5 separate regions of the Homo sapiens genome follow, and all the other regions are linked to region 1. A link is a contact called in ENCODE Hi-C or POLR2A ChIA-PET data. All regions are on one chromosome and are shown on one strand. Each heading gives the region's core, a stretch centred on a gene start or an enhancer-like site at or near the end of the contact. The rest is flanking DNA. Distances are from core to core; before and after follow the strand shown. Region 1 holds the start of NARS1 (asparaginyl-tRNA synthetase 1). Region 2 holds the start of MBD1 (methyl-CpG binding domain protein 1). Region 3 holds the start of SMAD4 (SMAD family member 4). Region 4 holds the start of SERPINB8 (serpin family B member 8). Region 5 holds the start of PHLPP1 (PH domain and leucine rich repeat protein phosphatase 1).

Region 1 (2,991 bases), core at 186-2,685:
ATCTAACAATCTTAAAGTCACATATCTGTATGCATTCCTTACTTTCCCTTTTCTGAAAATTCTCTTTGGAACCTAGTGTTTGAAATTAAGTTCTTGGCAAGTCACAAGAAAATTGACATAACTCATTAATAAATGCAGTCTCATTTTCCTAATGAGAAGAGACTCTACCTTTAGACCTGTTTTAAATGGTTTCTCCTTGGTTCCATCTCCCGTGGCATCGCTTCCCTCTCGGTCAGAGACGTACAGCTCTGCTGTTTGACAAAATGAGGGTAAGTTATGGTCTGGCCATTAACTATTAGTCACCTTACTACTTTATTCATTCCTTATCTTTGTAAACAGAACAAGCATCGATTAATAAAAATTGAGGTCCATAAGTAATTAATATCCTAGTTATTTCCCCACTCCATTTCAATAACATCCATCTCATAAAAACATTAGTTAATAATCCAGGTTTTCAAAATGAACTCTGATCATTTTAATTTGTGATATTTATTCTATCTAATTGGGCACCCAAAAATAAAATATGGGCTTTGAAGTTGATCAGACATACGCTGGAATGTTGGATTTTGTACCTTAAAAGGCAGGGTGACTCTGGAGAATTTACTTAACCTTTCTGAGCTTATTTCTTTACCTATAAAATAGGAAAAACAATCCCCATCTTGAAAGGCTGTGCTGAGGATGAAATAAAATAACACATACAAATCAGATATCCCAGTGCCAGTTTTTGTAGAGATGGCAAATAAACACCAGCTCCCTCTGGACTTTAAAGGAAACAGAAGCTCTGAGGTTAGAAAATTTCAGAAGGCCTCACAACTAGTAGGTCTGAACAGTTAACATCCATCCAGGTCTCTCTCTTTTTTTTTTTTTTTTTCCTACTGCACAGTATGGTCTCCCCGGAAACCTCAATAAAAAAATGAGGGTGGGAGAAAAACAACTAGAATCCTAAAGCCCCTTCCTGACGATCACTTTGAAGAACTGCAGGAGTAGGGGCTACCCTGTGTCTGAACCCGTCCCAGCGCCTGAGTCTCAGCGCAATCGGGAGGTTTCGCAGCGGGGCAGGGGAAGGGCCCGGAGCCACCGCCATCGCAGCCCGGGGGAACGACGGACTCGGGGAAGCCCGGCCTGGCCCTTCAAGTCCCGGGCCCAGCAAAGGCCAGCACCCTCCCTCCCTCCCTCCCTGCAATCGGTCCCCAAACATTCGCGGGGCGCCCACTCTGGTAGGCACTAAGGAAAGCGCCGAAACCCGACTGGAGCAGAGTTCCTGCCCCAGGCAGGGAACACCGCGCCATACACTGAGTCTCACCCACCTAGCACCATGCCTGCAGTGGCCCTGGTCACCTCCAAGGACACAGACTGCAACACCGACGCCGTCTTATGACTCCAACGTGCACCGGCGGTTTCCGCGATTCCGGCGTTGCATCAGAGAGCGTAGATCTGAGGGCGCCTGCGAGAATCGGCCGAGCGCCGCGGTTCCATTGGTTACGAGAGGTGGGCGAGCGGCGCCGGGGCCGCCATCTTTGGTGAGGGCAGAGGCAACTTCCGGATCCAGAGACGCCCCGCCCCACGCGTTTGTGCAGCTCGGAAGGCGCTGCCTGTCCCGGAGCTCCGCGGCCCTGGAGACCCTGGCACAGTGTCACTTTTGCACCCTTCCTTCCCCGCCTCCCCAACTTTCCTTTCTGAATCTTCCAATTCCGCCCCAGCTGGAGGCGTGCGGGTCCTCTTGCAAACCAGACCAAGGATGTCGCCCCGATCCCCAGATGGTGGAGGCTGGTTGAGTTCATGTCACCAGCAAACACCGCGCCAGCTGCGAGACGGGGTGCGCGGCGGTGGAGGGGACGCAGCGGGTTGCGTAAACTTCCTTTTTTTTTTTTTTTTTTTTGAGACGGAGTCTCGCTCTGTCACCCAGGCTGGAGTGCAGTGGCGCGATCTCGGCTCACCGCACCCTCCACCTCCCGGGTTCAAGCGATTCTTCTGCCTCAGCCTCCCGAGTAGCTGGGATTACAGGCCTGTGCCACCATGCCCAGCTAATTTTTGTATTTTTAGTAAAGACGGGGTTTCACCATCTTAGTCAAGCTGGTCTCGAACTCCTGACCTTGTGATCCGCCCACCTCGGCCTCCCAAAGTGCTGGGATTACAGGCGTGAGCCATCGCGCCCGGCCAGATGCGTTAACTTTCTAAACTCCGTGAGCCAGCGTCCCTCGGTGTTCAGGAGAGGAGCTATGGTATATGTTCATTTAAAATTGTAAGGATTACCGTTAGGAAGGCCATAATAATGTGGTGGAAAGAACGAGGGCTTCGGAATACAAACCTGGGTTCTGCCTTTTACTAACCGTGTGTCTTCAGATAAATTACCTAAACTGAATGAGCTTCATTCAGCGAGTTGGGACCGATTGCAGGGAGGGAGGGAGGGTCCTGGCCCTTGCTGGGCCCGGGACTTGAAGGGCCAGGCCGGGCTTCCCCGAGTCCGTTGTTCCCCGGGCTGCGATGGCGGTGGCTCCGGCCCCTGCCCCTGCCCCGCTGCGAAACATCCCGATTGCGCCGAGAGTCAGGCGCTGAGAGGGGTTTATCTGTGTCTTCAGATAAATTACCTAATCTGAATGAGCTTCAGTTTTTCTATTTGTGAAAGATGATATAAATTCACTGCCCGGGCATGTAAGAGGTGCTAATAAAGGGTCTGTCATCATTTTCAACTTTTTTTTACTTTTTTGGTGGGCTTTTTTTTTTTTTGGAGACTGGGTCTTCTCTGTTGCTCAGGCTGGAGTGCAGTGGTGCTATCATAGCTCACGGCAGCCTCGAACTCCTGGGCTCAAGTGAGCCTCCCACTTAAGCCTCCCAAGTAGCTGGGACTATAGGTGCACGCCACCACGCCTGGCTTATTTTATTTTTATTTTTGTGGAGATGGGGGAGGGGTCTCCCTGTGTCGCCCAGGCTGGTCTCCAACTTCTGGGATCAAGTGATCCTCCTGCCTCAGCCTCCCAAAGTGCTGGTCTT
Region 2 (2,991 bases), core at 247-2,746, 7.3 Mb before region 1:
GGTGGAAGGGATGAGGGAAACTGAGGCTCTAGGAAGGGACAACACTGTGCCCCAGGCCACACAAATCACTGGTATCCATTAGTGCTTGCCCAAGCCCTAGGACCTGCCACAGGCAACCAGCCCATATATGGAAAAGAAACCCCTCATATTCTCACCCCATTCTTTCCTATTCTGGGCCTAGGATATCATCATTCCTCAACCCAAGGATCCCTGTTTCTTATTCTCAGTGTCCTAATCCCCTACTCCTCTCTATCCTCAGACTGACAACCCATCATTTCTCCTCACTGCCAATCCAGAAACTTTTCATCCTTCCCCCTCATTCCTCCCTGTCACTGACCTAAGGGCCTCTATCCCTCTATTTTATCACCCCAAGACCCCCATAGTCCCCATCCTCAGCCCCAAAGGGCCCCATTTCTCTTGCCCTCACTACTTGACTTCAGTAGTCTCTCATTCCCCCCTTCCTTGACCCAGGAGTTCCTAATTTCCCTCCTTCAGTGTTTTAACCACTCCATTCCTTCTCTGCCTGATGTCCTCTTATCCTGCTACCTCAGTGTTACAACCTCGACTTCCTCTGCGAGACACAACTGCTCCAACCCATAGCCTGAACAGCCCCTCATCTTTTCCATTCCTCACACTGGAAGCCTCCCATGCCTCCCCTTCCTCAGCCCAAGACCTCCCCCCTTATTTTTCTTCTCCTTCAATGTTCTCACCCACAATTTCTCCCTAGTCTGAGCTCCCAAACCTTCCTCTACAGCCAAAAAGTTCCCCACTTCTCCTCCTTACTGTTCTCATCCTCCATTCCTCCCTTATCATCCAGAGAGACCCTAATTTCTCCCCTCAGCATTCCGAACCCTCCTCCATTCTCTCTGTTCTTGTCCCGGGATCATGCCATCCCTAACTGTCACCATTCTGATCCCCTACTGCTCCTCGTCCTCTATATGGGGCCTCCTATTCCTCCCTTTCAGCATTCCAAAGCCTCTATTTCTCCTGTCATCAGCCTGAGGGCCCCTCATTTCTCCCTCTCAGAGTTCTGAACCCCCATTTCTCTCTCAACTTCAGATGCCCCGATGTCTCCCTTTAGCGTTCTGATCTCCACCATTCCTCTCCGTCCTCGTCCCAGGATCCCGACACTCCTACCTGTCAGAGTTCAGAGCTGCATTCCTTCCCGTCCTCAGCCTAAATCCCCCCATTTCTCCTCGTCAGTATTCCGACGCCGCCATTCCTCCCCCTTATCGGCCTGAGGGCCCTTCATTCCTCCCCGTCAGCGTTCTGAGCCACAATTCCTTCCCATCCTCCGCCTGAGCGCTCTCCACGTCCAGCCCCAAGGCTGTCTCACCAGTTTGGCACCAGGCCGGTATCTTCCGCCACTCTAGGCCCGTGGACCCATGGCGAGGGTCCCTCCTGCACCTCCCGCCTCGCCCTCCTCCCCTTCCTCCTCCTCCGCGGCCGCCTCCTCTGAAGCGGTAGCTGTCGCCTCCGCGGCTGTTCGTTGCTCCCGGAACCGGAAGTCCGCTGCCTGCCTCTCGGGCTCCGCCTCTGGCTAAGCACCTGCGCACTATTGCCTCGATGTCGCGTGCCCTTAATAGGGAGGCTCCCGCGCCTACGGGCCGGCGCTCCGCAGCGGTGCGCGCGCCCCCCTGCCGAGAGCCAGTTGCATCTGCGTGCTGACGTTCAACGACAGCTAACCCCTTCGAGGGACTGGCAGTTGCGGCTCTCCTCGCTGCCCATCTAGCTGGCGCATGCGCTTTCCAGCCTCAACCTGAAGGGAAGCGGTCGGGGAGGGCTTGCGCCTGCGCCCTCCCTTCCCTCCCGCGGTCTCCACAGCCGATACCGAACGCGGCAAGGAAGCTGCTTCGCGCCTGCGCACTCCCTGGCCCTGCCGGCGCTCTCCTCTCCCACCTCTCGCTGGGGTCTATCCTGTGTTCGTGGGTCCCTCCGAACATCAACCCCAGGGGGGGTCGTGTCCCGCTCCCTCCTCCCCGCCGAACAGCTGTGGGAGCGCGCGGGGCGGGGAAAGGGGCGGTGCCACACCGCAGGTAAACTGAGGCACGCGGGAGGGCGCGCCCCTGCAGGAGGCGGATCCCCAACGTGGGGCTTGTGGGGAAAAGGCGGGGCCTGGCGTCCACAGCGGACGACAGCTCTGGGTGGGAGACAGGAGCATGCATGGGCGGTGTCACCACACTGAAGGCGCGCTGCGTAGACCCTCTGCCCGTGGGAGGCTGGGAATGTGGGTCCCTGGGCTCTCGCGGGGTGCAGGCGCCCCCCATCTTATCCAGAAGTCTGGAACAGTTGCAACCGCAGCAATGTGGAGACAGCTTCCTTGGTTTCTTCAAAATTTTATTAACAAAACCCAGGGAGAGGAGGCAAGGATGAGTGGACTCCGCAGCCCCACCAGGCACTGAACATGTCGACGGGGACAGTCCCTCTGATAAAGGCAGATGGGCGGTCAACCGGTGGATGGGCACAGGGAGAACCGGAGAAACAGATGAGTGGAGGAACGGACACACGGGCACCGGGCGGCTCCCCCATCTGGAATGCAGGGTGTAAGGGGTCCGGGCCAGGAGGCTCAGCGGTCGGCACTGGAGCGCAGGTCGGTAGTGAGGGGATCGTGCTGGATCGTCTGGTGCAGCATCAGGGCCAGCAATCCCGCGCGGTTTGTCATGGCTGTGCGCACATTGCGCTCCTGCTCAAACAGCTCGTCCAGCTTGTACCACTGCCAAGGGAGCGGCAGGAGTCCTAAGCAGGAACACCTGCAGCCCCGCCTGCCCCGGCCACGTCCGACATGGAAACCTACCACATGCAGCACCAAAACCGCACAGAAACCTACCACACGCACGCGCTCCAAGTCCACTTCCGCACGCCGCAGCTTCTCCCAGCAGTAATGGCGATTGCACTGGCGCTTGGGCAGGCGGCAGAAGTCACCCGTGAGCTCAAAGACATCACGTACAAGGGGGCACCCGCATACCTCGTCAGCTGGCACCTGCAAGGAGG
Region 3 (2,991 bases), core at 146-2,645, 6.6 Mb before region 1:
ATTCACATATTGATCTGTTACCAAATCATGTTTTGTAATCTATCAGCTGACAGATCTTCCTTCAGTTTTGTTGACAGAAAAGATTTGAAAACTATCTGACTTGAAAAATAATTTAATATCCATTCACTAAGGTCATTTACTTTCTCAGCATAGATACCGATTTTTGAATTGTCCCTTTTGGATTGCTGGGGAGGTTCTGCATTGATCCCATGCACCTTAGTAGTGGGTGAGAATTTTGACTTTCTTCTGTAAGGTGGGAGGACAGTTTTGAAAGGGGATGCTGTGTCCTCAGCTCCTTTCTCAAGCTGGGCAAGTTTAGAAAATAGAATATATAGCAATGGAAGATGTGGAAATGAATTCCCTTAAAACTGGTCTCCATAAACCCCAGGGGTAAGAGAACACCAGTTTGGAGCTTTAGGGGCTTTCTGGTCAAAGAGGGAATGGCCCAGGCGGTGATGTGGAGGATAGAATGAAGCACTGAGTATGAGTGGCGAAGGCGTACGGTGGGTGTAGAGATTTTCTGGGCGACGTGACCTAAGAAATGACTTTAGAACTGGCTAATCATTGGTTTTGGAGGGACTAAAAGTAGTTCCTGGTTGGTGAAAATAAATCATTAATGCGTTTTAAATGAAAAAGAAATGCATGCGTCTTGTAAAAAATGTGAAATAAAAGAGGCATAAAGTCAAAAGCAGAGCCTATGCCTTCCCCCACCAAACAAACAGGTAACCTAGTTAACAGGTGTGTCGTAGGATTCGAAGTTCGCCTCCAGCTCCGAGAGTGCGCCTACATCTCTTCCAACAAAATCCACTCACACTTGCAACGCCTGGCAAGGCTCTTCAATATGTGATTCCTTGACTGTCCTGTGCGTCTCTCGAGTGTAAACACCTCTGGGGCTCGTGATTCGGGGCTGCCAGAAAGAGAAGGAAGGTGCCGCCAGCGTCTGTTTCTTCCCGAAGTGAACTCCTACAACCTAGCCACCTTCTCCCCAGAGCTGTCGACTGGCTGTTGAAGGCCAATTTTTGTGCCTACGCAGGTCCTCAACACAGAACAAAACAAAAAAACAACAAAGGCCGGGCTAATAGCTATTTATAAACACTTACTGGACGCCCACTCTACGCCGAGCTCTCCCGCGCTCCTTGGATACTTTTTTGCAACGAGATGCCAATTTCCCCGGCGACCACTCCCTCAAACAGGCCTTCGCCTCCGCCCGCGCTGAGGCCCAGGCCCAGGTCCAGATTCAGAGCCGCCCGCCGGCTGGCGCTGCCCTGTAGGCGCCTGCGCAGAGCGACCCTCCCCGTCACTCGGAGCGGGAGGCGGGGGCAGCCGGGAGAAAGGAAAGCTGCGGGGGAAAAGGGCCAAACCCTGAAATTACCCGGATGTGGTCCCCGCGCGCGCATGCTCAGTGGCTTCTCGACAAGTTGGCAGCAACAACACGGCCCTGGTCGTCGTCGCCGCTGCGGTAACGGAGCGGTTTGGGTGGCGGAGCCTGCGTTCGCGCCTTCCCGCTCTCCTCGGGAGGCCCTTCCTGCTCTCCCCTAGGCTCCGCGGCCGCCCAGGGGGTGGGAGCGGGTGAGGGGAGCCAGGCGCCCAGCGAGAGAGGCCCCCCGCCGCAGGGCGGCCCGGGAGCTCGAGGCGGTCCGGCCCGCGCGGGCAGCGGCGCGGCGCTGAGGAGGGGCGGCCTGGCCGGGACGCCTCGGGGCGGGGGCCGAGGAGCTCTCCGGGCCGCCGGGGAAAGCTACGGGCCCGGTGCGTCCGCGGACCAGCAGCGCGGGAGAGCGGACTCCCCTCGCCACCGCCCGAGCCCAGGTAACCGCGCCATGTCCCCTCCCCTTCCCCCGGCCGGGCCCGCGCACCCCGCCTGTGGCTTCCCCGCCCCGGGGCGGGCTCCCGACGACGGCGGCGGCGGCGGCGGCGGCTGGGAGCGCGCGGAATCCTCTGGGAGGGCGACCGCGGCGGCCTGACGAGCCGGGCCGGGCGGGCCGGCTGAATGCCGGGCGGCGGTGCCTCGCGTCCCTCGGGCCCCCAGCTCCGCTTGCAGCTCGTGGGAGAATCAAGTTAAACTCGGACGGGACTCCTGCCGCGGCCGCCGCTCCTCTTTGTTGTTCTCAGTAGTTTCACGGTCGCCCCGGCTGAGCGCGTTGGGTCGGCTGGAATGTGTTGCCTTAGGGTCTAAGTGAAAGTTGTAAATTGTTTGTCTAAATTTATTTTCTCCAGCCAATTTCTGTTTTGTCTTTGTCCCCTACTTTCTCTTCCTAGTCTTGTCATGCCAGTTTACGCTTCTGGCTTTGATATGTTTACTTTTTGAGTACTGAGAGTGACAGCGGTATGCAGGACACATTCTTAGCACCTAACTGAACCCCTCCTTGCCCCCAATAAAACATGCTTCCTAATAAAAGACACAGCTGATCTTACTGTTAGCACTGCATGTACTGACAGTGAAATTGGTGTAGGGTGGAGGGCGGTGGCTCCATCACTTGTCCCAAACTGCTGTTAGGATTTCTCAAACTAGATTTTCAAAGACACAAGTGTGTTTAGTTAACCTGAAAGGTTTATTTGCTGGTGCAGAGGCTTTAAAAAGCCCTGTTGAAGATTGATAGCTGTTTCCCTTCAAAAACCTAAGTACGTTTGTTTTTATTTAAAAAAACACATTTATTTCCCAATTAGTTTCTTAATGCATTTAGTTTTTGCACCGTAGTTTAAGGTGGAATTGCCAGTTATTTAGGAATAATAAACACAACAGGATAATAGCGGAATTACCCTGAATTGACTTTCTGCAAACATATAATCTTAGCTAATTTTTGTTAGTAACCTTTGACTTTTGCCAGAATTAGCATCCTTCTAGTCTTAGTAGCAGCTTGGTTACTCGGGTGTTTTAAGAAGTAGGTTCACTCCTTTTTGCTGGCAAAAACCATTTAGTATCAAAAAAAAAAAAATGCGTAATTTCGTAATTAGATTTAGAACAAGGCATTTGAATAATTTTTATGGTGGATT
Region 4 (2,991 bases), core at 205-2,704, 6.3 Mb after region 1:
AAAACAAGCATTTTTCATCTTTTAATCTGTTTTGCTGGTCAAAGAGGAAAAGGAGTGGATGGACAAAGTGGGGCCCAAAGTCTGGATCTAGTTCTGACCAACAAGGAGAAATTGATGCACAATGGGGAAGTGACCTTGGCATTTTCAACTGGCAGAGCCGGTAAGTTTGGGCACAGTTCAAATGTGAGTCTGTAGCCACTAGAGAGAGGGGTTTCAAAGTCATGGAGAAAAGATGGGGGTGAATCCTGCACCAAGACTTATTGAGGAGAGTTCTTGGGAACAGTTACTTTTAGGATTCCACAGGGAAATCACTGAGCGAGTTTTACAAAATACTGCTGCTGGGTTCCCTCCTCCAAGAGATCTTTACTTAATTGGTTTGGGGTGCAGAGTGGGAATGTGCATCTTTAAAAGCAGAATTCCCAAACTGGAGAGCTCTGTGAGAGCTTCCTGCAGGAGACATTATTTGAACTGAATTTTGAAAGACAAGCTTGCATGCCAGGAACCCCATGTATATGAACAGAGGATATGAAGGAATGTAAATAATTTGCTATGGCTCTAAAGAAAAGAAGGGAGAAATCAAGACGTGAAGAGGCTTACACTCCTTGCTCAATAGTTTCTAATTTATCTTTTTGGATAAGAGGATGTTATAAAGGATTTTAAACTGAGGTATAAAATAATTAGAATTGGAATGTTTACCTGAACTTCAGAGTAGGCAATAGGTTGGCATGGATCAGAACTGTAGGTAGGAAAATTAATTGTTTAGGAGAGACATGAGACATGATAGAGGTGACAGAGTATGGACAGGAGGAACACAAAAGTGATAGAAGTAACAGGACTGTTGATCATTTAGTTAAAAGAACTGCGGAGGGACACACCCAGGTTTCTGAGAGATGTCCAGTAGTACACAGGTAACATCTACGGCTCGAGACAGGTTAGAGATTTTGAAGAAATAAGTTAAAAGTTGAAACATGAACCTATGGATATAGTGGAGGTCATACAAGAAGATCATATTATAATGAAAAGAAGAGGGCTTAGAATGGTAGGAAAGGAATCAGGATACCAAGCAAAGGAGTCAGGAAAGAAGGGAAGGGTGCTCTGGAAATCCTGGGAAGGTCAAAGAAGAAAGGGCTAAATGTCGCCAACAAACAAAATGAAATAAGACCTGGGATGTATTTTTTGGCCAAGGCAATTAGAAAATGATTAGTATCCTTATCAGGAGCAATTTCAGAGAATGTTTGGGTGGACGTCTAACTACAGTGGAGTCAAACGTGAATCAACGGTGAAAAAAGGACAATAGCCAATGTGTACACTTTTTATAAAAACCACCCTCCAAGGACCAGGCACTGGCCCTCTCTCCGGTGCCCACAGACATCCACACAGGCCCAAAGAATCAGGGATTGCACAAGCCAGAGCAATCGAACGGTTCTGAGTCATCTGCCGGAAGCCTTGCCCTCAATCAAGGCGGACGTGAAGCATCTACAAAGGAGGAATAGTCAAAGCAGCAGCGGCGGCGGCGGCGGCGGCAGCAGCAGCAGCAGCAGGAGGTGGGGGCCTCTGCCAGGTACCGGGCGGGGCAGGCACGGAGGTGCCCAGGTTCCCGCGGAGGCCACCTCTTCCCTGGAGTGCGTGAGAGAGGGGAAGGGAGGAAGGCCAGAGCAGGAATCAGAGCGAGGCAAAGGCGGGCAGGAACTAGGAGAATGACGGCGGGAGGCGGCCGGGAAAGAGAGTCGCGGGGCTGTGGGGGTCGCCCTGGCACCAGCCGGGGTCCCAAGCCCCACCGCGAGACCCGGCGAAGGCCGAGGGCCGGGTCCCGAGAACAGGTGCGCCCAGACCCGCCCTGAATAGGAAGCTGCCCCTGGAGAGGGAGCGTCTGTTTCTAGGCTTGCGATTTGCTGCGCTGTGATTTGCTGCCGGATGGGAGCGGGGGGTGACGCGAGCAGTGAGTTTGGAAGCGCCGGAAGCTTGGGCGGGAGCCCCGGGAGGGCGAGTGGGAGGAGCCGCCGCTGCGGAGGAGGCTCCGGGAGTGCGGGTGGCGGGGCCTGGAATTTCCGTGGCGCCTGGGGCAGATCGGGGAGGCGCCGAGTCCCTGCTCCCCTGGCGCCCAAGCTTGCCCCTGTGCTTACAGCCTATTGGTTGCACCTTCTCCTTCCCTTCCTGTCCCCCCCCTCCGTTCTTTCCACCCCTGCCTTCATCTTTCTGTATCTTTCATATTCTCTTCTTCATTGTCTGCTTCCTCTCAAATGGGATGGGGTTGGGGGTGCTTCTTCACCTACGCCCCTCTCTGTTGCAGCCACCGGCGTTACTTTAACCAATTCCTCACTTTCCAGACACTCTCAGTCCTCTGGCTGCTGCTTCACTCCTGAGACCTCTCCATTCCAAAGGGCCTCACCCAGGGCTGCTCTCCGGGCCCCTCCCGCTTCCCTGCCTCGGGCTCTGCGTAGACCGCGCCCTCTTCCCTGGGTCCACTCGCAGGGGCAGACTCGTCTCCCCAGTTCTCCCAGCACACCCTGATGGCTGGGTCTCAGTCTCCGTTTCGCGCGCGCGCTCTCCCCTCGCCCTCCTCTGTCTCTTCCTTTTACTACCTCCAGATATTGGAAATTCCACAGAAATAGGTGGATTTCTTCCCTTGTGCCTCCACTAGATGTTCTGTGTAGTTTCATCCATTCTCATGGAACCTCTCGGAATCGGGATGCTGATGGCTCCAGGTCTCTGGCTCTAGACAGTCTACTCATCCCCGTCCCTAACTGTTTACAAACATCCTTGGCTGTCTTTGTTACAGGTTCACCTGGTATGGTGTGTTCCACGCATCTCAAATGGAACAAGTCATATTCCCCATTCCAGCCTGACTCCTCATTTAAAATTCCAGTGGTTCACGACCCACCCTGAGTATGAATTTATAACAGCTAGGCGCCTCGGGACTGGGCCCTCCTGTGCTCTGTCCCTATGTGAGCAGTCACTGCCTGGCAATTCCAGCCCCCACTTCTCTATTGC
Region 5 (2,991 bases), core at 248-2,747, 5.1 Mb after region 1:
CAAAAAATGAGCCGGGCTTGGTGGCAAGCCCTGTAGTCCCAGCTACTCGGAGGATGAGGTGGGAAAATCACCTGGGCCCGAGAGGCGGAGGTTGCAGTGAGCCCAGATCGCGCTACCGCACTCCAGCCTGGACGACAGACCCACTCTGTGGCCAAAAAAAAAAAAAAAAAAAAGAAAAAAAGAAAAAAGAAAGAAAAAAAGAAAAGAAAAATCCCGAATTACAAAGCAATTGGGGGAATGGTAATTCAATTAAAAAGGTGTACAACATTCTTTTAAATAGTAAACTGCCCAATGATTACAACATTGATTCAACTGACGAAAAATACAACTTTTCAGACCACGACTAAACATTGTGGCAGTAGAAACTATTTTTTTTTTCCCTGAATGATGAAAGAAAAAAACCAGAGAAGACGTTAAGACAGAACACGTGGAAAAAGCCCATCTCATACTCCATTCTAATGTTTCTTCTACTTACCAGTGCTTTCTGTGTCATTAAACTACTTCAGACTTCAAGAGCAATGGGAAACAATGAAACCTCAGTCCTTTGCTATTTTCCTTTTCAGGTACAGGAGAGGGAGAGGACAGACTTAGGGTTGTGCCTTCGAACAAGCACATTCAACGACAGCCTCAGTTAGAATTCCCAGACGCTGCCTGTCTTCCTGGGTCTTGAAAAAGTGGGGAAAAAGTGAGGTTGGCCCACTCAGACTGCCAGTGATGCTGTGGTGTGACGGGTGTGTATCTCTATCTCATACAATGGGCGCAGGTGAGGACCAGGACCTGCGACCTTCGTACGTTTACAGTCCCTGAAAGCCCTCACCTTTAATTAGTAGGGAAAATAAAAGTCATCTGGCAAGCTGGAGTGCGGGTAAAATACAAGTTAATGAACATGAGCATTCGTGTTCATTAAGAACTCTGGCACAGAGTTCAACGGCAGAGGGCACAATACTCACTGGCCACGGCCAGCTGCTGGCGGCCAGGAGAAGCAGAACCAAAGGACCGCTGGGACTTGTAGTCCACCATGTTTCCCTCGGGATTGCCGATCCCCTTACGAGAACCACAACTCCCAAGGTTTACCGCGCGCGTCGGTCTTCACTGCCCTCTCCGAGGCCGGCTCAGGAACCTCCCGGGAAACTGCCCCCCACCCCGCCCTCGTACGCACGCGTCACGTTTGTTTACCCTGAAGCTCCGCCTCCGGCCATCCCCTGGCTCTCCCCACTCCTCCCTGGAATGCCGTCATGCCGGCGATGAATATTTATGAGGCACACGCGGCCCTCCCGCCCTGCCAGCCTCCCGCCTTCCCGCTCCCGGCGCATGATTAATATTCAATGAGCCCAGATCCGCGGCTGGTTCGCCGGGTTGAGGCGGGGGTAGCGGGCGGGGCCGGCGCTGGGGAGCCCGCGACCCGGGCGGGGAGGGCGTGTGTCGGGGGGGCGGTGGCGGCGAGGCGGGCGCGCGGGATGGAACACTGAGACACCGACGGAATGCTCCGAATCGCCACATAATCCCCTGGAACGGCCGCGCACAACGCCATTGGCTTCTCCCTTCTCCGCGCGCCGCCGCCGTCTCCCACCTCCGCCTCATCGCCTCCCTCTCCGCCCGCTGCCTCCGGAGCTGGGGGGGAAACGCGAAGCCCCACTGCAATGGAGCCCGCCGCCGCGGCCACGGTACAGCGACTCCCCGAGCTCGGCAGGGAGGACCGAGCTTCGGCTCCGGCGGCCGCCGCTGCGGCAGCAGCAGCAGCAGCGGCGGCCGCGGCGGCTCTGGCGGCGGCGGCCGGGGGCGGCCGGAGTCCGGAGCCCGCGCTGACCCCGGCGGCCCCGAGCGGCGGGAACGGCAGCGGCAGCGGGGCGCGGGAAGAGGCCCCAGGCGAGGCGCCGCCGGGGCCGCTGCCGGGCAGAGCGGGGGGTGCCGGGCGCAGGAGGCGGCGCGGGGCGCCCCAGCCCATTGCCGGCGGGGCTGCCCCCGTACCCGGGGCCGGCGGCGGCGCCAACTCCCTCCTGCTGAGGAGAGGGCGGCTGAAGAGGAATCTGTCCGCGGCCGCCGCGGCCGCCTCCTCGTCGTCGTCGTCCTCGGCCGCTGCTGCCTCGCACTCCCCCGGCGCTGCCGGCCTCCCCGCCTCCTGCTCGGCCTCGGCGTCGCTGTGCACCCGGAGCCTGGACAGGAAGACGCTGCTTCTGAAGCACCGGCAGACGCTGCAGCTGCAGCCGTCGGACCGGGACTGGGTGAGGCACCAGCTCCAGCGCGGCTGCGTGCACGTCTTCGACCGCCACATGGCCTCGACCTACCTGCGCCCGGTGCTCTGCACACTGGACACCACGGCCGGCGAGGTGGCCGCCCGCCTGCTGCAGCTGGGCCACAAAGGCGGCGGCGTGGTGAAGGTGCTGGGCCAGGGGCCCGGAGCCGCCGCCGCCCGGGAGCCCGCTGAACCGCCCCCCGAGGCCGGCCCCCGGCTGGCGCCCCCGGAGCCGCGGGACTCGGAGGTACCGCCCGCGAGGAGCGCGCCGGGTGCCTTCGGGGGGCCTCCGCGCGCGCCCCCCGCCGACCTACCCCTGCCCGTCGGCGGCCCGGGCGGGTGGTCGCGCCGCGCCAGCCCAGCGCCCTCGGACTCCAGCCCCGGCGAGCCGTTCGTTGGGGGCCCTGTCTCTTCGCCCCGCGCCCCACGGCCTGTGGTCTCCGACACCGAGAGCTTCAGTCTGAGTCCCAGCGCCGAGAGCGTGTCTGACCGGTTGGACCCCTACAGCAGCGGCGGCGGCTCCTCGTCGTCGTCGGAAGAGCTCGAGGCCGACGCAGCCTCGGCCCCGACGGGGGTCCCGGGCCAGCCCCGCCGTCCCGGCCACCCCGCGCAGCCCCTCCCGCTTCCCCAGACGGCTTCCTCGCCTCAGCCGCAGCAGAAAGCCCCGAGGGCCATTGACAGCCCGGGCGGGGCCGTCCGCGAGGGGTCGTGCGAGGAGAAGGCAGCGGCAGCCGTGGCCCCGGGAGGCCTCCAGTCTA

The links. Hi-C counts contacts between places; a loop is a spot of excess contacts on that map. ChIA-PET counts read pairs that join two places held with the same protein, here RNA polymerase II (POLR2A). Pooled maps may share reads with other maps.
Region 2: a map of CD8-positive, alpha-beta T cell shows a loop between it and region 1 (21-fold over the local background). The contact joins the promoter of MBD1 here to the promoter of NARS1 in region 1. A Hi-C loop is called at or near these places in 5 of 168 maps with a recorded cell type or tissue (CD4-positive, alpha-beta memory T cell, CD8-positive, alpha-beta T cell and naive thymus-derived CD4-positive, alpha-beta T cell) and 11 of 50 pooled maps. POLR2A ChIA-PET finds 5 or more read pairs at or near these places in 1 of 52 experiments (activated CD8-positive, alpha-beta memory T cell).
Region 3: a map of naive thymus-derived CD4-positive, alpha-beta T cell shows a loop between it and region 1 (12-fold over the local background). The contact joins the promoter of SMAD4 here to the promoter of NARS1 in region 1. A Hi-C loop is called at or near these places in 1 of 168 maps with a recorded cell type or tissue (naive thymus-derived CD4-positive, alpha-beta T cell) and 7 of 50 pooled maps. POLR2A ChIA-PET finds 5 or more read pairs at or near these places in 1 of 52 experiments (CD4-positive, alpha-beta T cell).
Region 4: a loop to region 1 is called in a map of gastrocnemius medialis, with 11 times the contacts of the local background. The contact joins the promoter of SERPINB8 here to the promoter of NARS1 in region 1. A Hi-C loop is called at or near these places in 2 of 168 maps with a recorded cell type or tissue (gastrocnemius medialis and naive thymus-derived CD4-positive, alpha-beta T cell) and 8 of 50 pooled maps.
Region 5: a loop to region 1 is called in a map of CD8-positive, alpha-beta T cell, with 11 times the contacts of the local background. The contact joins the promoter of PHLPP1 here to the promoter of NARS1 in region 1. A Hi-C loop is called at or near these places in 2 of 168 maps with a recorded cell type or tissue (CD8-positive, alpha-beta T cell and naive thymus-derived CD4-positive, alpha-beta T cell) and 9 of 50 pooled maps.

The regions. Positions count from the first base shown.
Region 1 is chr18:57,620,401-57,623,391 of GRCh38, forward strand. NARS1 (asparaginyl-tRNA synthetase 1) reads right to left here and starts at 1,436. Exons shown (of 14, transcript NM_004539.4): 1 at 1,308-1,436; 2 at 169-251. The coding sequence starts at 1,317. RefSeq lists enhancers at 1,285-1,989, 1,370-1,709.
Region 2 is chr18:50,280,027-50,283,017 of GRCh38, forward strand. It overlaps MBD1 (methyl-CpG binding domain protein 1), which reads right to left and starts at 1,497. Exons shown (of 17, transcript NM_015846.4): 1 at 1,337-1,497. It overlaps CXXC1 (CXXC finger protein 1), which reads right to left. Exons shown (of 15, transcript NM_014593.4): 14 at 2,828-2,980; 15 at 2,321-2,713. The coding sequence ends at 2,567. RefSeq lists silencers at 1,230-1,309, 1,320-1,429 and enhancers at 1,575-2,155, 2,156-2,736.
Region 3 is chr18:51,028,818-51,031,808 of GRCh38, forward strand. It overlaps SMAD4 (SMAD family member 4), which reads left to right and starts at 1,396. Exons shown (of 12, transcript NM_005359.6): 1 at 1,396-1,806. LOC107985152 (a long non-coding RNA gene) reads right to left here and starts at 1,277. Exons shown (of 4, transcript XR_007066370.1): 1 at 1,101-1,277. RefSeq lists enhancers at 981-1,150, 1,007-1,625 and a silencer at 1,431-2,010.
Region 4 is chr18:63,968,627-63,971,617 of GRCh38, forward strand. It overlaps SERPINB8 (serpin family B member 8), which reads left to right and starts at 1,455. Exons shown (of 7, transcript NM_002640.4): 1 at 1,455-1,544. LOC105372165 (a long non-coding RNA gene) reads right to left here and starts at 1,878. Exons shown (of 3, transcript XR_935576.3): 1 at 697-1,878. It also overlaps a transcript of HMSD not described here. RefSeq lists enhancers at 1,287-1,336, 1,367-1,536, 1,829-2,123 and silencers at 1,597-1,796, 1,807-1,866, 1,937-2,156.
Region 5 is chr18:62,714,044-62,717,034 of GRCh38, forward strand. PHLPP1 (PH domain and leucine rich repeat protein phosphatase 1) reads left to right here and starts at 1,498. Exons shown (of 17, transcript NM_194449.4): 1 at 1,498-2,991. The coding sequence starts at 1,641. RefSeq lists enhancers at 702-761, 852-961, 1,919-2,881 and silencers at 1,232-1,521, 1,872-2,101, 2,312-2,451, 2,762-2,861, 2,962-2,991.